Regions from separate parts of the Homo sapiens genome. Here all the other regions are linked to region 2. Evidence: chromatin loops called from intact Hi-C (ENCODE). Cell type or tissue: GM12878. All regions are shown on one strand. Region 1 overlaps MYBL2 (MYB proto-oncogene like 2). Region 2 has its middle 110 kb from the start of JPH2. Region 3 overlaps TOX2 (TOX high mobility group box family member 2). Region 4 overlaps LOC101927200 (a long non-coding RNA gene). Region 5 holds the start of TOX2 (TOX high mobility group box family member 2).

Region 1 (5,000 bases), 400 kb after region 2:
GAAGGTTGCAGTAAGCCAAGATCACGCCATTGCACTCCAGCCTGGACGACAGAGCAAGACTCAGTCTCAAAAAAATTAACAAGGAAAAAAAAAAAAAGAACAGGAATGGTGGCTCATACCTACAATCCCAGCACTTTGAGAGGCTGACGTGGGAGGATCATTTGAGCCCAGAAGTTCAACCAGCCTGGGCAGCATAGTGAGATACTCTCTCTACAAAAATTTTTCAAAAAGATTAGCCAGACATGGTGGCACATGTGGCACCAGCTACTTTAGAAGCTGAGGTGGGAGGATTGCTTGGGCCTGGGAGGTCGAGGCTGCAATGAGCCGTGATTATGTCACTGTACCCCAGCCTGGGTGACAGAGCGAACCCCCGCCTCAATCAATCAAAAAAATTAGCCAACACTCTCCAGCCAGTGCAACAGAGTAAGACTCGTCTCAAAAAAAAATTAATTTAAAAACGCCTAGTTCCAGGCCAGGCACGGTGGCTCACGTCTGTAATTCCAGCACTTTGGGAGGCTGAGGCGGGTAGATCACGAGGTCAGGAGTTCAAGACCAGCCTGACCAACATGGTGAAACCCCATCTCTATTAAAAATACAAAAAAATTAGCCAGGTGTGGTAGCACGTGCCTGTAATCCCAGCTAATCAAGAGGCTAAGACACGAGAATCGCTTGAACCCGGGAGGCGGAGGATGCAGTGAGCTGAGATCGCGCCACTGCACTCTAACCTGAGCGACAAAGCAAGACTCCGTCTCAAAAAAAAAAAAAAAAAAAATGCCTAGTTCCCTTCATCTCCCTCTTTCTCATAAGCCATGCCTGCCTCAGTGGAATGGCATCCTCTGGGCTGGTATCGAGGAGAAGAGATGAGGGAACTCCCAAGGTAGCCCCAGGCAGTCATGGCACTTATTGCCTCTTCTAGGTTGGGGACATCCCCAACCTCTCTGAGCCTTGCTCTCTCCATCTATAAAATGGGACTAACAACTTCTGCCCACCTCACAGGACTGCTGTGGCGATCAAAAGAAGGCATCTGTGCCCTGTGAAGGTCACAGGGTGCAATCATCATTAAATCAGGGATAGCAGCAGCTGCCATTTGCTGAGAGCAAATGTACAGAACCTGCAAGCCCCCTACAAGCATCACCTGCTTAATTCTCATGACAACGCTGCACTGCTACTGCTCCCCTCCATGGGTGGAACAAGAGAAGCCGAGTAATCAGCCCAATAGCCCTCAGACCATGAGTGAGGAAGCCTGGAGACACTCTGAAACTTGGAATCTCAGGGCTGGAGCCAGGGCAGCATAAGAGTGTCCAGACTGGCTGGTAGACAACTCACACCCAATGCTCAGCTTGACACCCCCAACCCCAACACAAGGCAATCTCACAGTCCCCAGGTACACTGGTGGGTGAAGACCCACTGTGTGCAAGGCACTGTCCCAGCAGTTACTTTTTGGTCTTCCTCTTTGGTCCATGGCCCCTTGACAAGGTCTGGATTCAAAACTCTCAGCCACCTGTACTGGCATTGCTGGTCAGTGCGGTTCTGGGAAAAGAACAGAAGAACAAACCAATCTGTGAGAACTTCTGGGACCTCGGGCTGGGGGCCTGGTTAAGTACTAGGCTCAGGGGCCTATGGCCTGGGACTAGGCACACCTTGGGTAGGTGTGTCCTGTTCCATGCAGCCACCACTCACTGCAAGCCCACATGCCGGAACATGGGCGGTTTCCCTTTGCTACACGAGAGGGCAAACTCGGTCCCCTGTGGGAAGCCGCTCCCTACCAACCGAACACAAGGGGCCACCATCACAAGTCTTTAATTCCTTGTACGTCAGGGACCCCTGCTTTTTTCTAGGAGAGCATTTTTATTCCCTGAAGAGTTCAGATTACACAGAAGAGGGGGAGATGAGGAAATGGGGCAGGAAAGGATCTGGTGACATGCTTTCTGAGCAGCCCAGGCAGTAAGACATATGGCAGCTCCTGCCACACCCCCTCCCTCCCAGACACCTGTGGGTCAGGGGTGGGAGGGCCTGAGAAGGAGGTCCTGAGGGGAACCCCCTCACCATCAGGAGGCTCTAAATACTCGAATGTGGTAGCACCTGCCAGCCCTGCAGGGGCCTCACCATGAAGCCTGCTGAAAGCATCACTTCCCCTCAGTTTCAGTCTCACTGTTGAGAAACCGAACACCTGTTCACTCCTGACTTACAGGAAGAAATGCAAATATGCACCACATGCTGCAAATGTCTCAGAGCCTGAAGACCACCAGGCATGCTGAGGAGCTGGAAGATGTTTACAGCAGTGTACCCTGAATGCCAGCTTGGGAAGAGAGATCCTACAAAGGTCCATTTGCCCTGTTTTATTTGGTTTTGTTTTCAGGGGCTGAGTAAGGAACTCCCTTTTCCCCTCCTTGGCAAAGTCTGTCCCAGGCACACTGTTCTCCCAGAGCCCTTGCCCCGAGGGAGGGCCACAGCAGGACTGTACTCACAGGGAAGTGGCTGGCCAGGAACTTCCAGTCCTGCTGTCCAAACTGCCTCACCAGGGCCCTCAGCTGCTCGTCCTGCCAACACCAGAAAGACAGGGGCTCAGCACACATACGTGCAGAAAACCTCAGGGCTGCCCGTGACAGAGCCCAATCTAAAAGAACAGCCTCGTTCATCCATTCCGTCATGAAGTGAATACGTACAAGGTGCCAGGCACTACAGCTGCAGCAGCAGGCAGCAAAAGAGCTGCCCCTGATCTCATGGGAGGGAGCCAGCTGCCAATGGAAGGCTCACAGGAACAAAAGTAAAGCCACCCCCTGCTGGGAGATATGGAGAGGTACGTGGTGACTGCCTACTCAGGGACACTAAGGGACAGGTTCCAAGGAAATGCAGAATAGCTAAAATGGAGGAAGCAAAACAGATCCAAGATGATTTTGGAGGGAACCATAGGGGCCAGACCATTCGCAGCATCAGTTCAACCATCTATCATGCAAAACCACTGATGTGTTTGAAGAGTGGGTGGTCACAGTCAAACGTTCTATGAAGAGAACTTTGTAAAGTTCTCTTTGCCTGCTACAGGGTGGGAAAGGGGCTGGAAGGGAGCCGAGCGGACATAAGGAGGTCATTACTGAACTCAGGCCAGAGCTGACAGTGATTCAGCACTAGAAGCTGGAGGTCTGGGCAAAAACAAGAGTAGTTAGAAGACAGGCTAGTATCTATCAAAATAGCCTCCCGAAATGAACTACCAATTCACGCGATAACATGAATCTCAGTGTCACTATGATGTGTGAAAGAAGCCAGACACAGGAGGGTACATGCCGTATGATTCCATGCACATGAAGTTCTAGAAAATGTAAACTAAGCTATAGGGACAAAAAGTGGTTGTCTGAGGCCAGTGGTGGAAAGGGATGAACAGCAAAGGGGGGCAAGGAATGTCTTGGGGACAATGGAAATGTCCTATAGCCCGGCTGTGCTGGTGGTTCTACTGAATTGTACTACAAATGGTTGTAGTTAATTATATATAAAGTTTTCCTCAGTCAAATCAATTAATATATAAAGAAAATGTCAAGCCAGGCGCAGTGGCTCACACCTGTAATCCCAGCACTTTGGGAGGCCGTGGTGGGCAGATCACGAGGTCAGGGGTTCGAGACCAGCCTGGCCAATATGGCGAAACCCCATCTCTATTAAAAATACAAAAATTAGCCAGGTGTGGTGGTGGGTGCCTGTAATCCCAGCTACTCGGGAGGATGAGGAAGAATTGCTTGAACCTGGGAGGCGGAGGTTGCAGTGAGCCGAGATCATGCCACTGCACTCCAGCCTCGGCAACAGAGCAAGAGTGAGACTCCATCTCAAACAAAAGAAAAAAGAAAGAAAATGTCATGCATATAAACAATGGATATTACTCAGTCGAGAGAATTCTGACACATGCTACAGCATGGATGAAAGCTGAGGACACTATGCTAAGTCAAATAGCCAGACAGGGCAAATACTCAGGATTCCACTCACAGGAAGCATCTAAAATAGTCAAAATCAGGCAGGGAGCAGTGGCTCATGCCTTTAACCCCAACACTTCAGGAGGCCGAGGCAGGTGGATCACCTGAGGTCAGGAGTTTGAGACCAGCCTGGCCAACATGGTGAAAGTTCGTCTCTACTAATACAAAAATTAGCCCAGCGTGGTGGCAGGCGCCTGTGATCCCAGCTACTCGGGAGGCTGCAGCAGAAGATTCACTTGAACCCGGGAAGTAGAGGTTGCAGTGAGCTAAGATCATGCCATTGCACTGCAGCATGGGCAACAGAGCAAGACTCTGTCTTGAAAAAATAAAATAAATAAATAAAATAGTCAAAATCACAGAAACAGAGTAGAAAGATAGCTGCCAAGGGCTGGAGGGTGGGAGGAGAGTGAATTCATGTTTAATTAGTTTCAGTTTTCCATCCTTTTTTTTTTTTTGAGATAGGGTCTCTCTTGGTCACCCAAGCTAGAGTGCAGTGGTGCAAACACAGCCCACCCCGCATCCTCAACCTCATGGGCTCAAGTGATCCTTCCACCTCAGCCTCCCAAGTAGGTGGGACCACAGACACACACCACCAGGCCTGGCTAATTTTCATTTTTTTGTTGTAGAGACAGGATCTCACATGTTCTTCAGGCTGGTCTAGACTGCCTCAAGCAATCTCCTGCCTCGGCCTCCCAAAGTGCTGGGATTACAGGCCTGAGCCACCGTGACCCACCAAGTTGGTGGGTATTTTTTGTTTTGTTTTTAATGATAGGGTCTTGCTATGTTTTCCAAGCTGGTCTAGGACTCTTACACTCAGGCAATCCTCCCGCTTCGGCCTCCCACAGTACTCGGTTTACAGGCATAAACCACCACACTCAGCCTCGTTTCCAATTTCAAAGATGAAAAAGTTTTAGAGATCTTTTGCAAAACAATCTGAAAATACTTAACACCACTGAACTACAAAGTTAAAGATGGTTAAGGGGTAGATTTAAGGGGGAGGAAAAGGGGATAAATTTAAAGTGAGGTGGTTTTGTCACACATACA
Region 2 (5,000 bases):
AGTACTTCCATTTGTATGAAATTCTAGAAGAGGCAAAACCTAGCTGTAGTGACAGAAATCAGAGCAGTGGCTGCCTAGAGCAGTGGGGGCAGGGGTTGGCTGGAAAGGGGTGTGAGAGATTTCTAGGGTGACAGGAATGTCCTGTAGCTTGACTGGGACATACACGTGTATCAAACTCATCAATCTGGCCAGGCGGGGTGGCGCACACCTGTAATCCCAGCACTTGAGAGGCTGAGGTGGGCCAATCGCCTGAGGTCAGGAGTTGAAGACCAGCCTAACCAACATGGTGAAACCCCATGTCTACTAAAAATACAAAAATTAGCCAGGTGTGGTGGTGCATGCCTGTAATCCCTGCTACTCGGGAGGCTGAGGCAGGAGAATCCCTTGACCCCAGGAGGTGGAGGTTGCAGTGAGCCAACATCACGCCACTACGTTCCAGCCTGGGCAACAGAGCAAGACGCAACCCTCCATCTCAAAAACAAGAAAACAAAACCACATCAACTGTACATCAATCTAAAATGTGGGCATTTTAGAGGCTGTAAATTATACCTCAATTTAAAATGAAAAAAAAAATTAAGATCTTTTAAAAGCAAACATTAGCCAGGTCCTAGCTTTCCCAAGCCAAATGTCTGTCCATCTGTCAGTTATGACCAGTCACACATTTGGCCAGTGACATTTGTCAGGGTGGGTCAGAGTGTCAGTTTGATAATTCATGCTCATGTGATCAATCTGACAGTAGGGTAATGGGCTGGATCTTGGTCAGCAGCAGCCTCTTGGATTTGGAGGTGGAAGGGATGGCTTCCCATTGGGTAAACATTGCACCATGGTGAAGGGTCAGGCATTGGTCTGCCTGGTTCCCACCCAGGCTCCCCCGCTGTCAAGCTCTGTGACCTTCGGCAACTCACTCACCCTTCTGAGCCTCAGTTTTCTCATCTGTGAAATGTGAACAATCATTGCATCTATCACATGGGGTTGGCGAGATGATGAAATGAGCCAATGGGTCTGCAGTGCCCAGCAGAGGCCCCAGCACACGTGCTCTGGCAGTGGGATCTGTTATTCCTGTTTTTATTTCTCCATCTGGCGGCAGGAAAGGATACAAGTGGAGGCACCTTTCCTGTGTTTCCAGGCAGATGCTGCCGCTGTTTGCTGGAAGAAGAGCTCAGGACCTGGGGAGGAGGGGCAGGGCTGAGGAGGCCTGGGTGCGGGGAGCTTCCCCAGAGGGCCGTGGGAGAGGGGACCCTGCAGTCTGAGGTCAGGCCTGGCCTCTGGTTCTCTACCTCCTGGGGACAACTCAGCCAGCTTGAAGGCAGGGTCTCCCATCACAGGCAGGCAGGAAGCCAGCTCTGTAGGCCAGCAATGGCAAGTGGGCAGAAGGCTGTGACTGGGGCAGGGGTCCCAAACGGAGGTAATGACAGCACAAAGTGTCCCCCAGTCCCCTCCTCCTGTCAGGGAGGGGAGCAGCTGATAAACTCATGCTCATGTGGGTATTTGGAACTAATACAGTCACCCTTCTGGGGGAACTTCCGGTTTAAAAGAGAAGTCTGGATAGAGCAATGCATAACTCAAAGGAATATTTTGCTCCAGTGAATTTCAGGTGATACAGCAGATCTATTTTTCTGGTCAGGGGCTCCGGTCCAGAGTAACCCCTTCTCATTGCCACCCAATAAAAGAAAAAATAAGTAACAACTGGGGACCCACCTGTTTCACCTTCTCACAAGAGAGAAGGATGTTGGCAGTGTGGTGCTGCGGTGTTCTGAGTTCTGACATCATGCCAGGATCATCCTAGGATCGTAGCACTTAGTATGCAGTAAAGCCCTTAAAAGTGATATCATATTGTCTTGTTAAGTTGTCAGAGCCACTCCGTGGGGTTGTAGGTGTAGGGCAGTTGAATATGGAGGCTAAGCATGGAGGTGAATGACCTGTGTCACCTACTCGCAGATGGCAGAACTGGAGTCAAACCCATTGTCTGACCGTAAATTAGCCCTCTTGGCTCCTAATCATTCTGTTAGGCCTGCTACACTGCTCTGCAGTTCCTAATTATGACCACCAGGAGGCACCACCACTCCACACGTGAGTACTCTCCGCACTGTTCCTGAGAAGTGAAGGCTTAGAATCACGTCACTACTTTCTTATTTACCACAGTAATATTAATAGCTACTATTAACTTAGCACTTGCTATGTGTCAGGACTGCACTAAGCACTACATGCTTTATTTCATATATTTCTCACACATCTCTAACATTTGGACCAGACTGTTTCACAGAAACAGTGAAATTCAAAATCAGGTCTGTGTCTTCAAAGCCTGTCCTCTTAACCATATATCCTCAGTGGAGATCACCAACTAGATGCTTGGAGGCTGCATTTGGTCAGCAAACTTGGTTTTGTTGGTTGGTTTGTGTTTGGTTGGTTTTTTTTTGTTTTGTTTTGTTTTTTGGCTGGGATGGTGTTCCAACACGCATTGAATTTAAATGCTTTTTGGCAGGGCAGTCCCTCTCCACTTAGCCCCAGTCCTCATCACTCTCTCTCATATGTCCGTCCCTCTGTCTCCTTCCTTTGCTTATGTTATCTGCCTGACCCTGACGTCACTGGAATTTGCAGCTTGTGGTTGTGAGTTCGTCGACTCCCTTTATACTAATAATATATTGTAGATGGGAGTCAAGGGATTCCAGGGCAGCTTGGAGGTTTAGGAAGGCACCCAGGAAATGTAACAAATGGTGTGGCCAAGAGTCACTGTGGAGATGCGGGAGGCAGTCCTGTCCTTCAGTGTCCTCCCAGGACCTATCAGTAAGTGTCCCTTGTGCTGTGTCAGCATAGCGTGCATGGCACCTGCAAAGACCTGTGGATTTCCTGGGCTGGACGGTGGTGAGCTGGAGGTGGAGCATGCCGCGTTTCGACTTTGCAATACCCTCCCAGAAGAGTGACCTGGCTACTGTGCACTCACACAGAATCCTTCCTGATTTGCGTCTGTTTCCTTTCACCTGGCCCATGAACCAGTGGTTAGATTTAACCAGCACCGTGGGGTTTCTAATCATTATTGAGCACCCCATCTACAGGGACTGAACTGTGTTCCCCCAAACTCACATGTTGAAGTTCGAACCCCCGGTGCCTCAGAATATGACTGTATTTGGAGACGGGGCCTTTAAAGAGGTGATTACGTTAAAAATGAGGCCATTAGGATGGGCCCTAATTCAACCTACCAGGTGTTCTCAAAGAAGACGAGACTCAGACATGCAGAGAGACCCCAGAGGTGGACAGGCGCAGAGGGATGGCCATGTGAGGACACAGAAGGTGGTCATCTAGAGAGGCCTCAGAAGAAACAAAGCCTGCTAGCACCTTGACCTTTGACTCCCAGTCTCCAGAACAGTGAGAAAATTAATTTCTGTTGTTTAAACCATTTCTGTTGTTATGGCAGCCCAGGCTGACTAATATGCTGTCCATCAAAGGTGGGCGGAGTTGAGGATGTAAGTGTGGTCAACAGCCGGCCTCGCAGGGCACTGTAGCTCATGCATGTGATCCCAGCACTTTGGGAGGCCGAGACGGGAGGATCGCTTGAGCTCAGGAGTTCAAGACCAGCCTGGCCAACATAGTGAGACCCTGTCTCTACAAAAATTAGCCAGGTGTGGTGATACGTGTCTGTAGTCTCCGCTACTCGGGAGGCTTAGGTGTGGAGATCGCTGGAGCCCAGGAGGTTGCAGCTGCAGTGAGCTGAGATGGCGTCACTGCACTCCAGCCTGGGTAACAGAGTAAGACCCTGTCTCAAAAAAAAAAAAATAAAAATAAAAAGCCAGCCTGACAGGGGAGGAGGAAGGAGCTTGGAGACCACCCTCCTACTCCCCACTCCCCTGTGGAAGACACGTGTGTGGAGGAATTAATGAATGTGCTTCGTTTGTTACACTCTTACTATTAGTGATGAAAACCACTTCTTCATAGATGAGAGCATAAAGAAGCCAAATTCTTGGTTTCTAAATTCAAAAAGATGGTCTAGGAGTAAGAGGAAGCTGGAAGGGGAGATGCAGTCTGGCTCTCTTCAGATTGGAAGGGTCCACCTACCACCCGCAAAGCCAGGGAAGACCCACCTAAATCCCTGTGAGATTTCAAGACATGGTGGATGAAGAGAAAATCTAAAAGTTACCAGAGAAGGGGGCAAAAAGTAAGCAGTATACAAAGAAATGGGAGGCAGAATAATATTCAACGCTCAACAGCAGCAAGGCTGGAAATGAGAAGTCAATGAAGCCGTGCCTTCAAAATTCAGAGAGAAAGTTATTTTCAGCCTAGATGTCTTTACCCAGCCAAACCACCAATCAAGTGTGAGGGTAAGATGAAAACATTTGCAGAACTGCACCTTTATTTCTCATCCATCCTTTCTTAGAAAGGGCCTGGAAGATGTGTTCCACCACAATGAAGAAGCAAGATAGGAAGGAGGAATGGATGGAATCCTGCAAAGAGAGGACCCATGATAGAGAAAAGCAAGGGGATTTGCTAAGTAATAAAAGGAAGCATCTGATGATGGCTGGAATCTGCCTGAGAAAGAGATCAAATTGGAGCACAAAGTGTCTGGCCATAATCAGAAGGGGTTTACAGCTCTGAGCTTTGGGGGAAAATGAGTGACAGGGAGGAAAATTAAGCACACGAAAAACAAAAATGAAAAATTATTCAAGGAAAAAAATATGTAGCTTGACCCATCAGCAAACATGAGTTACAGAATAGGAATAATGTAAGCCTGGAATATTGATTAACCACCATGATTATGTAGTTCACTGGGAGGACACAGGGGGAAGCAAGATGGAGGAGGAGCACTAAATCCTCTTTTTCCATGAAAAGAAGTGACTAAAAGGCATTTAAAAATCGGCTAGGCTCACGCCTGTAGTCCTAGCACTTTGGGAGGCCGAGGTGGGCGGATCACAAGGTCAGGAGATTGAGACCATCCTGGCTAAAGCTGTGAAACCCGTCTCTACTAAAAATACTAAAAATTAGCCAGCCGTGGTGGCGCATGCCTGTAG
Region 3 (5,000 bases), 130 kb after region 2:
CATTTAAAGTAACATACACAGGTTTCAAAGATTAGGACCTAGCTATACTTAGGGGTCATTATTCAGCCACCCACAGTGAGTCCCGTAAGTACCGACTAACTGTGTCTCAGTCTGCCTATATGTCTGGAGAGGGCAGAGAGGGAAGTACCTGCTGTGGTAGACTTTACTACTGCTCTCCAATATCTGGCTCTCCTCTCCTTCCTGGCACATAGGACACTACACCTCAGGCTCCCCTTACCATTTATTGGAGCTATGCGTCTAGTTTAGACCAATGGGTTATGAGCAGAAACAACGTGGGTCTCCTCTGGGTAGAAGTATAAAAAAGCAAACTTGAGATCTGCAGGCTTTCTCTAGAGGACCAGCAAGGTTCCAGATGGTCGAGACTTGACCAACCTACAGCCCTGAGTGATCTGTGGAGCAGAGCCCAACCCCTACTTCTCTGCTGATTGTCATGGAACACATAGTAAGAGCAAAAATAAGCCTTCCTTATGATAAGCAACTGAGATTCAGGGGGTTGTTACGGCAGCATAACCCTAACATGCTCAGTTAAGTTTAGGCCAGGGGCAGTGGCTCACACCTGTAATTCCAGAGCTTTGGGGGGCCAGGGCGAGAAGATAGCTGAGACTAGGAGTTTGACACCAGCCTGAGCAACATAGCAAGGCCCCGTCTCTTAGAAAAAAAAATTACTTTTCTGCTGGGCGCAGTGGCTCACGCCTGTAATTCCAGCACTTTGGGAGGCCAAGGCGGGCAGATCACGAGGTCAGGAGATCGAGACCATCCTGGCTAACATGGTGAAACCCCATCTCTACTAAAAATTTTAAAAAAAAAATCAGCCGGGTGTGGTGGCACATGCCTGTAGTTCCAGCTACTCGGGAGGGCGAGACAGGAGAATCACTTGAACCCAGGAGGTGGAGGTTGCAGTGAGCCAAGATCGCACCACTGCACTCCAGCTTGGGCGACAGAGCGAGACTCGGCCTCAAAAAAACAAACAAACAAACAAACAAAAAATTATTTTTAATTAGCCAGGCATGGTGGTATGTACCTGTAGTCCTAATCAGGAGGCTAAGATGGGAGGAGTGCTTGAGCCCAGGAGTTTGATGCTACAGTGAGCTATTATCATGCCACTGCACTAGAGCCTGGTTGACAGAGCAAGACCCTTTCTCTAAAAAAAAAAAAAAAAAAAAACATAATAAGTTTAATAGTAATGGTCATTTGCTGATCATCTACCATGAGTCAGGCACTTTATCTATATTGCATGTAACCCTCATAATCACCACCCAAGCAAGGTCAGAATTCACTACTTTTGTTTTGTTTTGAGGTGGAGTTTCATTCTTGTTGCCCAGGCTGGATTGCAATGGCACGATCTCAGCTCACTGCAACCTCCGCCTCCTGGGTTCGAGTGATTCTCCTGCCTCAGCCTCCCGAGTAGCTGGGATTACAGGTGTGCGCCACCATACCCGGCTAATTTTTTTGTATTTTTAGTAGATACGGGGTTTCACCATGTTAGCCAGGCTGGTCTTGAACTCCGGTACTCAAGTGATCCACCCGCCTCAGCCTCCCAAAGTGCTGGGATTACAAGCGTGAGCCACCACACCGGCCTATCTACTCTATTTTAAAGGTAGAAAACTCAAATACAGAGAGGTAGACGTGAAGGCTATCTACCTAGGAAGTGGTGGAGCTGGGATTCAAACCCACAGCAATGTGGTTCCAAAGCCAAACTCTTAACTACTGCAAGGGTCCCTCCTGAAAGGGACCACAGGCTTCCAGACCCTTCTCTGGCCCCAGACAGCTATCGCCCTGAAGGTCAGCAGGGGCTTCTGGCCAATGCAGGTCAATCATGGGGCCAGAATCCTTAATGACTACGTGAGCCCATCCCTGGGGCCTGGAGCCCAGAAACAAACCCCCCTCACCCCAAAATCTAGCCTGAACCTCTTCTGATTGCTGGGCTGGTTCTTACTCATGTACTCATGCGTCCGTGCACCAAAAAAGTATTTGCTGTGCATCTACTTTGTGCCAGGCACTATTCTGGGATCCTGGGAGACAGCAGTGAACAAAGACCCCTGGAGTTTACGCTCTTGCATTGGAGATAGAAAACAATACACATAGTCAATAAGTGACTTACATGGTATATGGAAAGAAGAAAGAGTTGAGCAGGTGAGGGGTATTGGGAATGTCGAGATGGAGGGTATGCACGTTTAAACAGAGCAGTCAAGGTGGGCCTCATTGAGGAAGTGATAGTGGAGCCAAGACTGGAAGGAGGTGAGGGAGTGAGCCAAGTAGATGTGTTGGGGAGAGCATTCCAGGGCCTGACAGCCTGTGTACAGGCCCTAAGATGGGAGCTGCCGGCAGGTGTGACCTCGGTCAGCAAAGAGACCAGCAAAGACAGGCAGAGCAAGCAGTGGGGAGGGGGAGGGGAGGCCAGAGAGGCAACTGGGGATGGAGTGTGCCCCACAGATGGCACTGAGATTACCCCTCCCCAGAAAGAGGAAGCCAGCACTTTTTCCACCGGCCTTATCTGATGCTGTGGTTGGGGAGCCAGCGAGGGCAGGCGAGAGGGCTGCAGAGCTCAGCACATCCGAGGAACCTCAGCAGGGCCTCAGAGCCGCTGACATCCGCTTGGCCTGCGGCTTCTTCCTGTGGCTTCTGCATCTCAGGTTGCCCCGATGGCTGCTATTTTTGCTCCTGTTTGGGGTTCTGTGGTGGGCTCGTCTATGCATTGTTGAGTTTGCTCTGCTCAGAGCAGATGTGAGGGGTTAAACATTCCAAGTGTCTTTGGGAACACTTACAATCCAGCAAGTGGGAAAGAGGAGGATGTTTGTTATACATGTCATCTCGTCAATCCTCGTGACCCTCCAAAGCAGAGAGGCTAGGTGGCTTGTCCAAGGTCACAGCCAAATCAAACCAGTTTGAGGATCCTATTCCAGTCTGTCTAGGTCTGAAGGCCCTTAATTTGCAGGGAGGTCTTTTGCATCTACTGCCTAAATTAACATTTCTGTGCTGTCTGGCCTTGCAGCACGTGTGAGAATAAAGGTGCATCATCGTGGGTGATGTCCTCCCAGAGCATCACAGCACTGATGGGGAGGACAATGACAGAAGCGGGCACAGGGAAGGGGACCCTGGCTCTGATAGTTGCGGCTAGACGGTGGGGGCAATCAGAGAAGGCTTCTGGAAAGCCGTGGATGTCGTGACCACACCTGCGAGAATAAACAGGAGTCCAAGGGGTAAAAGAACCATTCCAGACAAAGGGGTCTGAAAGTAAAATTAAGAGGCACAATAGCTTGGTCAGTGGGGAAGCGGATTTAGGAGGTGGCAGGACAGTGATTCTGCAGGAGGCAGAAGCTAGCTTGTGGACTGCAAAAAGTGAGATCAGACAGGTGCCCAGCTCCCCCAGGTGGGTATATTAAAGGTATCAGAACAGATCCAGCTGATTACAAAAGACAACCAACCACAGGCTTTAAGCAGGGAGGGATGTGCGCATCAGGTGGTTCTCAGAGATCCCACTGGCTGCTGCGAGAAGAACAGACTAAGGAGGAAGGGTGGAGGCAGGGAGGCCTGGGAGGAGGCTCCTGCGGTCATCCCGGTGACAAGTAATAGTGAAGCGGGGAGAAGTCATTGCACCCTGAAGGTACAGCCAGCAGCAAGTGCAGTTGGATTAGATGCAAGGAGTAAGGCAGAGAAAGGGGTCAAAGATGATCCCACATTTGTGGCCTAAGCCGAGGGGTGGACAGTCATATATAAAAAGTGGGCACAAAGTAGAAGGGGCATTTTGAGGTGACGGAGGGTGTGAATCAGGAAAAGGGCCATTGAGAGTAACTGTTTCCTTCTAGATGAGCCCCTGGGGTGAGGACATGCAAATCAAAGCTGCCTTTCTACACCAATCCCCCCATGACTAGGGGGCTGCTGCTCCCATGGCCTCAATTGCTCTTCACAGCAAGGAAGACCCAGGGAGGTTAAGTGAGCTGCCTCAAGCCTCACAACTAGAAGTCAAGAGACCAAAGGCTAAAAATCCAGGTCCACCCAATTGCTACTCCAGGCTCATCTCAACACCCAACAGCAGGAGGTTCCCGAGGCCCTCCCTGGAAAATGGCTCCCCAGGCCCAGGAGAAGCTGGAGAATTCACTCCCCATCTCCCCATCTATATTTCATGCCTCCCTTTGCAACTGTCCAGATGTGTGAACATCTGCCAGGCCCCCTGGCTAGACGGAGATGGCAGCTCCTGGGCAGCCCTGGGCCTCCCAGTGGGCGACACAGAGGCTGCCCCAGCAGGCCCGGGGCCTCCCAGTGGGTGGCACAGAGGCTGCCCCAGCAGACCCCCAGCTGCCTCCACTGGAAACCTCACCTCCCTGCCCCTGCTCCCAATTTCATTAATTACCGGTTTGTTCATGCACAAGGCAGCAGGGGAGAGTCATCAGGGATGCCGCCGGCCGAGGAAAGGAAATTAATTTCAAACATGAAGCTCATCCTGCTCTGGAGGCTCCCACATACCCGATTTCCAACACAGTGGAAGAGCAGGGGTTGAAGCCATCAGCCTGGACTCTTCTTCTGAGGGAATCAAAGGTCCAAAGGGGATGAAGAACTGGCCCAAGATCACACAGCAATTACTAATGGCAGGAAAAGCCCTGCAACTCAGGCCTCCCACTTCTGCACACCTTCATTCTTCCCATAAATATTCAGCAGGTGCCTGCCGTGTTTGGGCCCCTGTGTGCCAACAGACACCCTGGTTTCAGGCAAAAGCTCTCCAGGGCCTCTTCCCTCCCCAGGAGAACACGTTATTTACTGAGCACCAACAATGTGCTTTACATATTTTATCCCACTTAGTCCTCCTAACAATGTCATTTTATAGGCAAGGAAGCTCTGGCTGAGAGAGGTTGCTGTGCTGAGGTCACACAGCAAGTAAGGAACAGAGCCATGACTTAAAACAAGGTCTTAAACCTGGCTCAGCTTCTGTTCTCCAGGCAGGGAGCATGTGTGAGGGTGCAATTCTCAGCCACTCTCTCCCT
Region 4 (5,000 bases), 330 kb after region 2:
CATTTTACCATTGAAGATGTCTTAGACAACCAATAAAGTGGACGGTGTAGGACCACAGCCCTGCACAGCGACGTTCTTGCATCACTCGGCTCAACCACAGGAAGTCTCACACCACTGAGTCTGACCACAGGAACGGGCAAATGAAAAGTCATGCAGCTATATGGGCAATGGAACTTCCCTGCCTCCAGTTCCTGGCCAGGAAGTGGGGGCTGGGTGGAGAAATCTGGAAGCTGCCTGCTTACCTACCAGGTCTCCACTCTGTTTTGCTATGAAGCCTCTAAGCCTTGATACCTGTTAATGGATGTATTTGTTGTGAGAAATAAATGAGATGGTGGGGTCAGTTTCCAAAGTTAACGACAGTTTGAATCAAACAGGCTTGGGCACACATGCCACCTCTGCCCCTTGCTCCCTGTGTGGCCTTGGGAAAATTACTTAGACCCTCTGCCCCTCAGAGGTGGGAATAATGTGAGAAGGAAATGAGTGCCTGCACTTGGCCCTCAGAAAGCCCCAATCCACGTTCAGCCCTGATACCAGCTTCACGAATGTTCCCTTGTAAGTCCCAGAGACAGGACTTCCTGAAGGGTCCAGGTGCCTTCAGGCCCCCTTGGGTCTGTGAGTACTGGACCACATGCATCCCCAGATTAGACCTCAAGGACTTGGAATCCCCACATCGGGCCACAGTGGATTTATGCATCTCCAGACAGGACCAAGGGACTCACGCATCCCCAGATTAAACCACTGACCCACAGGGCAAGGAACTAGGGTGGTTTGTTCTCAGTGGAGTCTGGAGAAGGAGATTTCGAGTCGCTAGACTTCATTGGTGGGGGCAGCAAATGGGGAGTGAAATAAACCAACACTCTTGGGGAACTCTAAAATGCTCAAAAGGAAACTAAAACCCAGGAGCTGAAGGTAACATCCAAAGTCACACCACCAGCAAAGGCCATAGAACAACAAAACTAGAGAAGTTCTTGGAGAGCATCTGGTCTAGCCCTTCATTTTCCAGATGAGGAAACTAAGGCCCAAAGAAAGGAGGAAGTTAACCTAAGCCACATGGTCCACTTGTGGCAAAGCCATCCCTCAGACTCAGATCCCAGATTTGAGGTCTGGCGTCCCCTCAATTCCCCAACACCAGCACCCACGTTGCACACCCTTCACCATCTAGCAGAGATCTCCCCAGGGCTGCCATGAGCTGCCCCATGACACTCCAAGGAGCTGGTACGAAACATTTTGTTTTGCACCTTGCCTGTGGTGACAGCTGCGTTAAACCGAATGTTCACAGTCATTATGCTCAGAAACTGAGCAAGAGTTCCATCTATTGGGGTTTCAGAATGAATCAGATTTCCAAACTCTCCTCTCTCCACCTCAGCGCATGTCTGTATATGGTAACCTTTCAAAAGTGAGTCTAATAATTAGTCATCTTGGCCTAGTTCAAGACAACAGTATGTTCTCCAATTTCACTTTGTTTTCAACAAGACAGCGATGCCAACGGTAATGTTCACTGTGGTTAAACACACTTCTCAGCTGGTCCCTGCAGGTGGCCAAGACAGCTCTGGTCCCCGCAGTTGCCCAGTGCTTCCCCACAGCTCTCTAACCAGGCTGTACCCTCTGCCCAGATCCACCCCCACCCCCAATATTGACACCAACTGTGTACCAGGCACTACATTAGATGCTTTGGGCTCATCATTACATGTTATCCTCTTTGCAAGATAGATGGTTCTCTTGTTGCCCCATTTGAAGATGGGAAATTTGAGAACCTGAGGGTACTGGTCCTTGTCTACTGCCCACACCCCAGGTCTAGCCAGTCCCTCTCTTCCTTCCTGCTCCAACCACACTCTTCTGCCAAGGCAGTGAGCTCATTTCCACCTCAGGGCCTTTGCACATGAGTTTCCTCTGTCTGAAACACTCTTCCCTCTGACTCCACCTGGTTCACTCCTTCTCACCCTCAGATCTCAATTCAAGCATAATTTCCTAAGGGAAGAATCCTTCACATCCTCAGGTTCCTAGAGCTCTTTTCATCCACACAGCACCCTATGAATCCCTCCTCCTTCAAGGCAGCTCCTATAAATTGTAATTTTATTTTAAATTTTTTGTAAAGATGGGGTCTTGCTATATCGCCCAGGCTGGTCTTGAACTCCTGGCCTCAAGCAACCCTCCCACCTTGGCCTCCCAAAGTGTTGCAATTACAAGTGTGAGCCACTGCGCTCAGCCTAACATGTAATTTTATATTTGAGGGATTATTTGCTGCTATCTGGCTCCTCCACACAGGCATGAATTCTAGGAGGGCAGGGACGCTGTCTGTGTTGCTCACCACTATATCTCCACACACAGAAGGGACACATGGTAAGGGTTTAGTTATCATATATTTATGGATGATGGATGGATGGGTGGTCAAATGGAGGGTGCGTAGATGCAAAATGCTTAACGAAGAATTTGCCACCCATCCAAGTAAGAGGTGGGCCCAAATGCAAGCCCAGGCTTCCGACCGGCAATCCCTCTCGGTGTGTGTGATAATCCTCCGCACACACACACACATCACCCCCAAACTCTGACCCTGGGAGACAGTGCCCACCTCCCTGGAGCAGTGTTCTCAAAACTCCCCTGACCAGCACCCCACTGTCCAAACCCCCTAGCTCCCACGCCACACACCTGGAGCTTCAGGGATGCTGATTCTGTAGGTCCAGGAAGGCCCCAAACTCTACACTGTTAACAAGCACCCAGGTAATTTAGAAGGGAGTGTGTCCCAGAGCTCGTTTGAGGATCTCTGGACTAAGATGAGTCCAGGCAAACCCGAATCCCCAGGGAGAGCCGCCCAGCGCCACCCCAGCCGCCCGCGTGGGAAGTGGCCGGGAGCCGCAAGCCGGGGCCGTGCTGCCCTCTGGTGGTGCATAGCGGCACTGCAGCCTCTGGGCTCCCTGAAGGAACACCGGCCGCCGGCGCCCCAAGGGCTGTGGTGTCCCGGTGGCCCACGTCGGCCTAGGTCAGCGCACCTGGATTCCAGTCCCTGACCCTCCAGAGACCTCCCCAAGACTTTTTTTTTCTTCATAAATGGAAGATAATCAACGTTTCCCAAACTTCAGTTCTTTGGGTACCACCTTCATCATCTTGCCCATCTCATTTATACATGCTATTCTTTACTTAATTTTTCTCTGAATTGCCGGGTGTGGTGGTGGCTGTCTCCTGTAGTCCCAGCTATTCAGAAGGCTGAGGCAGGAGGATGGATCGCTTGAGCCCAAGAGTTGGAGGCTGCAGGGAGCTATGATCACCCACTGCACTTCAACTTGGGCAACAGAGCGAGACCCTGTCTCAAAAAAAAATTTTTAATAAACGTATTTATGTATTATAATTCATGTTAAGAGAGAAATGAATACCCACAGTAAACAGAGGTGGATTTCACTTGCCATAAATGGTGGGCTGGGGGAGAGGAGGGGACATGGTGGGGAGGGGATGAAAACAAAACCAGGATTACCAAGATTTTCATAAATAAAAAGACTGTCATTTTACAAACAAAACAAACAAGGGCTTTCCTAAGTGGTGAAACTATAAAGAACAGCAAAGAAATTAGCGTTATAAAAATTAGGATAGCCAGGCACAGTGGCTCACGCCTGTAAATCCCAGCACTTTGGGAGGCCGAGGTGGGCGGATCACTTGAGGTCAGAATATTGAGACCTGCCTGACCAACATGGTGAAACCCTGTCTCTACTAAAAATACAAAAATTAGCCCAGTGTAGTGGTGCACGCCTGTAGTCCCAGCTACTCGGGAGGCTGAGGCAGAAGAATCGCTTGAACCCGGGAGGCAGAGGTTACAGTGAGCTGAGACTGTGCCACTGCACTCCAGCCTGGGCGGCAGAGAGAGACTCCATCTCAAAAAAAAAAAAAAAAAAGATAGTGCTTTTCTCTGGGGATCAGGAGGCTGTCATGGGAAGAGATGGTGGGGGCCCCAGGGAACCCAGTTCTCCTTCTTTGTGTAGGATATTTTTACAGTCCTGTGTTAACCTGCACATATGAGCTTTATGCATTTTTTCCTGCATTTTATGTGTCACAATAAAACATGTTATAGAAACAAAAAGTAACCAGTGAAATACAAGTAATTTACAAAGGCACACATGAAAACAGGAGAGATGAGGCTAGGCGCAGTGGCTCACGCCTATAATCCCAACACTTTGGGAGGTCAAGGCAAGAGGATTGGTTGAGCCCAGAAATCTGAGACCAGCCTGAGCAACATAGCAACATCTTGTCTCTACAAAATATCATTTAAAAATTAGCCAGGCATGGTGGCATGCATCTGTAGTCCCAGCTACTCAGGAGGGTTGCTTAAGGCAGGAGGATTGCTTAAGCTCAGGAGTTTGAGGCTGTAGTTAGCTATGATTGCACCACTGCACTCCTGCCTGGGCAACAGAGTAAGACTCTGTTTCTTAAAATAAAAGAGGGGGTGACACTGAGCAGCAGGTCAGGGGTGACACAGCTGCTCAGGGGACAGTTTCAGGGGTTAAATATCCCAGAAACAGAGTGACCATCCAGGGGGTCCTGTGTGAGAGGCAGCTCCAGGCAGCAGCCCTCCCCCCACCCCCACGCTCCTTTCTTCTTCCCTACCCTCCCCTGAGCTCCCTGTATGGAAGCTCAAAGCTCAGAGTGGATTTCTGGAGGCCAGGATGGTGGGGTGAAAACAGCAGGAACCCACTCTTGGGGGACTATGAGCACCCCAATCACCAGGCGGGTGGGGAAAATTGAGCCCCTTTCAGTTCAGTTATGAGTCCCAGAGACATTCATGGCTATTTACTGCTAGCATCCGTTCTGATTCGTTGATGCCTGTGCCATTCAGTTGTCAAATATGTTTATGATCAGCCCCGCTAAGATGCATTAAAACACATGTGTATTAGTCCATTCTCACACTGCTATAAAGAACTACCTGAGACTGGGTAATTTATAAAGAAAAGAGGTTTAGGCCAGGCGTAGTGGCTCACGCCTGTAATCTCAGCACTTTAGGGGGCCGACGTGGGCGG
Region 5 (5,000 bases), 160 kb after region 2:
GGAAGCCATTATCCTCAGCAAATTAACATAGGAACAGAAAACCAAACACCGCATGTTCTCACTTATAAGTGGGAGCTGAACAATGAGAACACATGGACACAGGGAGGGGAACAACACACACCGGGGCCTGTCAAGTGCCGGGGGGAGGGAGGGAGTGAGAGCATCAGGATAAATAGCTAATGCATGCGGGGCTTAACTCCTAGGTGATGGGTTCATAGGTGTAGCAAACCACCATGGCAGACGTTTACCTATGTAACAAATATACACATCCTGCACATGTATCCTGGAACTTAAAATAAAATTTAAAAAAAATCTTGCCAGCTGATTCTTCATGTGTACATAGATTTGAGAAACACTATTCTAGACCACAAGGCCTTCCTCAACTTCCCTATTTAACAATCACAAACCAGCCCCAGGCCTTGGGACTCCCAACTCTCTTTCCTGTTCCATTTTTCTCCAAAAGTCATATTCCCATCAATCATGATACCATATATTTCACCCATATATTTATGACTTCCCACACTGATAAATAAGCTCCAGAGGGCAGTGATTTGAGTGACTTTTGTTCACTGCTGCAGCATCAGTTGCTGTGCACAGTGCCTAGCACCAAGAAGTGCTCAATAAATATTTTTGGTAGAATGATGGATGGCAGAACATGCCACATCCTATGCAGTATCAGTTCTTGGGGAAGCCTGGAAAGAAAGAGAAGTTTGCTGGCTGTGAAGCACCACATGGGGAAGGTGGTACCCAGGTTGGCCTTGATGAAGGCCTTCATCCCTTCAGTCCAGGGACGAAGGATGCTGGAACGGAGATGCTAAGCCTCTTCCTGGAATGGGCCCCAGATGGTTGATATTGTTGTTATCTAATTAGTAGCTGGTATGTGCCAATAACTGTCCTAACCTGTATCACCTCACTTAACCGTCCTGAAACTCAGAGGTAGGCAATGTTGTCTTTGAGAGAACACCAAGACTCAGAGATATTAAATGATTTTCCCCGCCCACAAAAAGACTTGTATAAGAATGTTCACAGTAGCTTTACTTATAATAGCTCCAACTTGGAAACAAACCCAAATGTCCACCTGCAGGTGAATGGATAAACCAATTGTATTATATTTATACAATATAATATTACTCAGCAATTAAATGGAACAAACTATGGATATATACAACATCGTGGATGAATGTTGAAGACATTACATTGAGCAAAAAGAAGACAGACACACAAATGTTTATGCTGCATATCAAGTTCTAGAACTTAAGCATGGTTAATATACCTAAATTGAACTTAAAGAAAGCATTGGTAACAGAAATCAGGTAAGTAGTTGCCTCTGGAGGTGGGGATAAGGCGTGCTGTCTATAAAGGGATGTGAGGGAACTTCCTGGGATGACGGAAATGTTCTCTATCTGGACTGGGATGCTGGTTACATGAGTGTTAATATTTATCAAAACTCATGGAACTGTACACTTAAAATCTTCATGTTATTGTATGTAAATCACATCTCAGTAAAAAATGAGCTAAAAATCATTTGCCCTAGGTCACTAAGCAACAAATGGACATTTGAACCCAGGCTTGCCCAGTTCTGATGGCTAGTTTACACTAGTCTGCCATAGTTGAGCAGGGATCCCCCAGCTGTCCCCCAGCCTGGTAAGATGCCTTGCCAAAATCTGAACCAGGAGTTCATAGTTACCCTAAGAAAGATGTTACAGGCTCTAAACCCCTGAACCATGACAGAGACTTGCAAAAAAGCCAAACAAGTGTCCTGCTGGGAGTCAAACCTGGGCTCAGGCCTCATCTTTGTTCCTTACTTGCTGTGTAATCTGTGAGTTACACTCCTCTGTGACTCAGTTTCCCCTTCTGTAATGCAAAGAAGGAGGAGACCAATGGTTCCCAGCATGGAGCCACAGATCCTGGGAGCCATGGGGCCACAAATCCCTATGCTCAAAAAGCACCTTTATTACATTAAATAGTAATGAGTCTTCTTCATACCTGTTAAGCTATTTTTCTAATGCATGCTAATATTGTGTTTAATAAAATACACATCTATTTCAAAGCAAAAATAAAACCATAACAGCTTTTCATTAGTGTGCATTTTCTCAAACAAAAGATACCAAAAGAACAACCAATGTTCGTGACTTTGGTTTAAAGAGGCTGGGAATCTCTGTGTAGAGGATCGCTAAGGGGACAGTCGCCAAGGGGATGGTCGCCAAGGGGACGGTCGCCAAGAGCCCTTCCAGGTCAACTGCCCCATAGGTGTCGGGCATCACTTGGGCAAATGCTTGCCCTTATGTATATAAAGCCTGGCTCCCTGTGCAACGAGCCTCTTGTCTGCGGACAGAGCCCCCCATGTGTGGGTGTGTCCACCCCACAATGTCTGGATTCAGCCAGGCCTACAGGCCCCAAGTGTGGTCACTACTGCACCCTGAGCCTGTTTCCCCTCCAGCTTTGATAGTGACTAGTGTAAAGGTGGAGCTTGGGCATTTCCCTCCCCAACCCCTCCCCATCCACTTCTTGAGCCAGAAAAGGGGAGTTCCTGATCACAGCCTGGCCCTACCCCCCAACCACCACCACTAAGGCCATGCCCACTTGGGAATCCCTTACCAAAAGACCTCTAGCCCCTAAATGAATACAGTGACCTCTCCCCTCCCGCCTCACCCTGCTCTAGCCTGAAGGACTGAGTAGCAGATTTCACATCCAAGTGCAAAGTCAGACCTTCCTTTCACCTATCAAGTGGCTCAGCTGCATCCCCACCCCCATCCCTGCCCCGCCCCACTCTGGACACATCCTCAGCTATGGGCCAGGGGTCCTACATCCCACACAGAAAGAAACCAGAATCGCCGGCTTCTCATTCCCTCCCTGACGGGCCCTTCCCGGCGAGATTCGCACAGGTTCTGGTGCTGAGTCAGAGGTTTACAGAGCATCAGAATAAAGCAGGGGCCTCGGCTGAGTCCTGCCTCCAAAGGCCCCTATTTGGGACAGCCCCACCCTGGCGAGATTTATAGAAACACCACCCTCAAACGGAGCGCTCCAGGCTAAACCCCCACCCACTCAGACTTTGAGGCACAAATGCCCAGCCCACCCACACCCGCAAACCAGAGGCTGGTACCTACCTCGCCAACTTCACATTTTGAAAAATAACAAAGCCAAGGGCAGAAGACAGACCAGCTGCCCCCACACCCAACCTTCTCCTCCCTGAAAACTCCACTTGCTACTTTTAATCTATTTTCCTCCATCAGACTGGAGGCAGCTCCCGGCCTTCTCCTGAGGCTACCATCCCCCCTCATCGGCTTCTAACTTTGCAGGTCACTGGACAAAAGAGAACCACCGCCACTCTTCGCGAGACCTCACTTGTCGCCCACCACCGCCCCACATCGCGCAGGCCCTAGTGGCCTGGATGCTTGCTGCCCCTGGCGAACTGCAGGGAGGCTTTGCCAGAAGCCGCTCCCCTGGGGCCTGAGGGCGCACTCAGGGAGGCCCAGCCCGGGAGGCCCCGGGATCCGCGCCGGGACGCCTCTCTCCTGCCTCATCCCCACTACCAGGGGCCTGACGAAAAGCCTGCGAGGTTGGGGAGAGACCCTGGGGGGCGCCGATCCAGCCACTGGACGCGCACTCACCCCGCATCGCCACGGAGCCCACGCGTCTGCGCCAGGGCTGCGGGAAACCCACGCGCGCTGTTCAATCCGGGCTCCGAGTGACGAAAACCCGCGCTTGGCTCCAGCCGGCCCGGGACCGACGCACCGACTGGCGGACGCGCGGACAGTCTGGCTTCCTAACTAAGTTTGAAAGTTCCCTCTCCGGCGACCGAAGGGGACGCGGACTGCTTAGAGGCACCCAACCCATCCAGGCTGGGCCAGACCCGGCAGTGGGACCTGACGCCTCGGGTTCGGGGTTCCAGGCACGCAAGCCTCCATCACTGGGAATGCGCCCGGCGCAGCGCAGCTGGGACCTGGCTGGGGTGGGGGGATAGATCCTGGAAACATGGAGGAGGGAGGGTGTCCGGCACTACAGCCCCAGCCTGGAGGGACGCCGGCTCACCGCTCCCGGGAGGACACAGGCCTCGATTGGCCGCAGCCTACTCGGAATCCGAGGCCCCGCCAGGCAGTGACGGCCAATTAGTAAACTGCCCAATTAGTGTGCTGCGGCGCTGAGAAGTTAAACCTCGACGCGCGAGTGTGGATGACCGAGGTGTGGCCGTCCCTGGGTGTGACCGCGTGTGACTGTGTGGCCGTCAGGACGATCTGTGTCTGAGGCTCACCGTCCAGGGGGGTGGCTGTGTGTGACAGCGTGCGCCTGGGTGAGGCGTTGTGGCTGCGAGAGTGTGACTGTCGGGCGACTTCTTTGTGTGACTGTCCCCCGTTGTGCCTGGGTGTGACAGCGGGTGGGGGCATGTCACGGTGTGTGGGGCATCGGAGCGTCTGTGGGTGACTCGTCTGTGGCGGTGAGGCTGTTTGCGGGTGAGTGGTTGCGTGTCGTTGTGTATAAGTGACTGTCAGGGTGACTTGCGTGGGACGGCGGGACCGTGTAAGCAGTGCCTGGCCGCCTGCGTGTGGCTGTGGGTCACTGTGACGGCTTGTGAATGACTGCGAGGCTGTCAGGGGGACGCGAGTGAGGGGCCACTGTGTCGTCGCACGGGTGGCTGTCGGGATGACTTCTGCCCGCGATCCCAACAACTCAGGGCGTGAGCGTGGCCGCGAGGGGATCGATGTGAGCCGCCCGTGCCCGTCGGCGGGGCTGATGTGCGCGGCCCCGTGTGACCCCGGGAGCGCCTGAGTCCCGAGCTGCCAGGTGACTCCGGCCCCGCCCGCCGGGGACCCCCGCCCGCCCCCGCCTACCTTGCCGCCGTGGTAATAGTCCAGGTGCGCCAGGCCGGCCGGCTCGGCCCCGGGCCGCGCGCCCACCGCGGGCGCCGAGGGGTACAGGCGGACGTCCATGGCGGGCGCGGCGGCGGCGGCGGCGGCTCCCGCGGGCAGTGCCTGGGCGGGCGGCGGGTGGGAGCCAGTGTG

What was found. Hi-C counts contacts between places; a loop is a spot of excess contacts. Peaks named below come from ENCODE experiments on the same cell type or tissue, not always from the same donor. Only the 100,000 strongest peaks of a DNase experiment are listed, where the experiment ranks them.
Region 1: a loop joins it to region 2, with 4 times the contacts of the local background. A loop is called at or near these places in 3 of 110 quality-filtered maps.
Region 3: it touches region 2 in a loop (5-fold over the local background); 12 of 110 quality-filtered maps call a loop at or near these places.
Region 4: a loop joins it to region 2, with 13 times the contacts of the local background. A loop is called at or near these places in 107 of 110 quality-filtered maps.
Region 5: it touches region 2 in a loop (2.8-fold over the local background); 16 of 110 quality-filtered maps call a loop at or near these places.

What each region holds. Positions count from the first base shown.
Region 1 is chr20:43,679,324-43,684,323 of GRCh38, reverse strand. MYBL2 (MYB proto-oncogene like 2) reads right to left here. Exons shown (of 14, transcript NM_002466.4): 3 at 2,469-2,540; 4 at 1,438-1,530. Among named protein-coding and RNA genes, the nearest start is that of MYBL2, 15 kb to the right of the region's middle. In GM12878, a CTCF peak has its summit at 2,785 (motif pointing left); DNase peaks (open chromatin) are centred at 2,123, 2,823 and 3,184; H3K4me3 peaks cover 1,944 bases; H3K27ac peaks cover 2,955 bases.
Region 2 is chr20:44,077,982-44,082,981 of GRCh38, reverse strand. No RefSeq gene overlaps it. Among named protein-coding and RNA genes, the nearest start is that of JPH2, 110 kb to the left of the region's middle. In GM12878, a CTCF peak has its summit at 2,042 (motif pointing right); a DNase peak (open chromatin) is centred at 2,091.
Region 3 is chr20:43,947,893-43,952,892 of GRCh38, reverse strand. The region is part of intron 1 of TOX2 (TOX high mobility group box family member 2); the gene reads right to left. Among named protein-coding and RNA genes, the nearest start is that of TOX2, 36 kb to the right of the region's middle. RefSeq lists an enhancer at 2,229-2,318. In GM12878, no CTCF peak of the experiment used is centred here; DNase peaks (open chromatin) are centred at 2,542 and 2,872; H3K27ac peaks cover 1,427 bases.
Region 4 is chr20:43,747,804-43,752,803 of GRCh38, reverse strand. All of the region lies in intron 1 of LOC101927200 (a long non-coding RNA gene), which reads right to left. Among named protein-coding and RNA genes, the nearest start is that of GTSF1L, 23 kb to the right of the region's middle. RefSeq lists enhancers at 302-381, 882-951, 1,142-1,341 and a silencer at 2,781-2,940. In GM12878, a CTCF peak has its summit at 2,879 (motif pointing left); DNase peaks (open chromatin) are centred at 103, 1,373 and 2,823; H3K4me3 peaks cover 1,367 bases; H3K27ac peaks cover 2,754 bases.
Region 5 is chr20:43,914,820-43,919,819 of GRCh38, reverse strand. It overlaps TOX2 (TOX high mobility group box family member 2), which reads right to left and starts at 4,968. Exons shown (of 9, transcript NM_001098797.2): 1 at 4,830-4,968. The coding sequence starts at 4,928. RefSeq lists enhancers at 2,358-2,417, 3,796-4,513, 4,514-5,000 and silencers at 3,488-3,537, 3,598-3,657, 4,728-4,817, 4,868-4,977, 4,998-5,000. In GM12878, no CTCF peak of the experiment used is centred here; a DNase peak (open chromatin) is centred at 2,549; H3K4me3 peaks cover 1,986 bases; H3K27ac peaks cover 723 bases.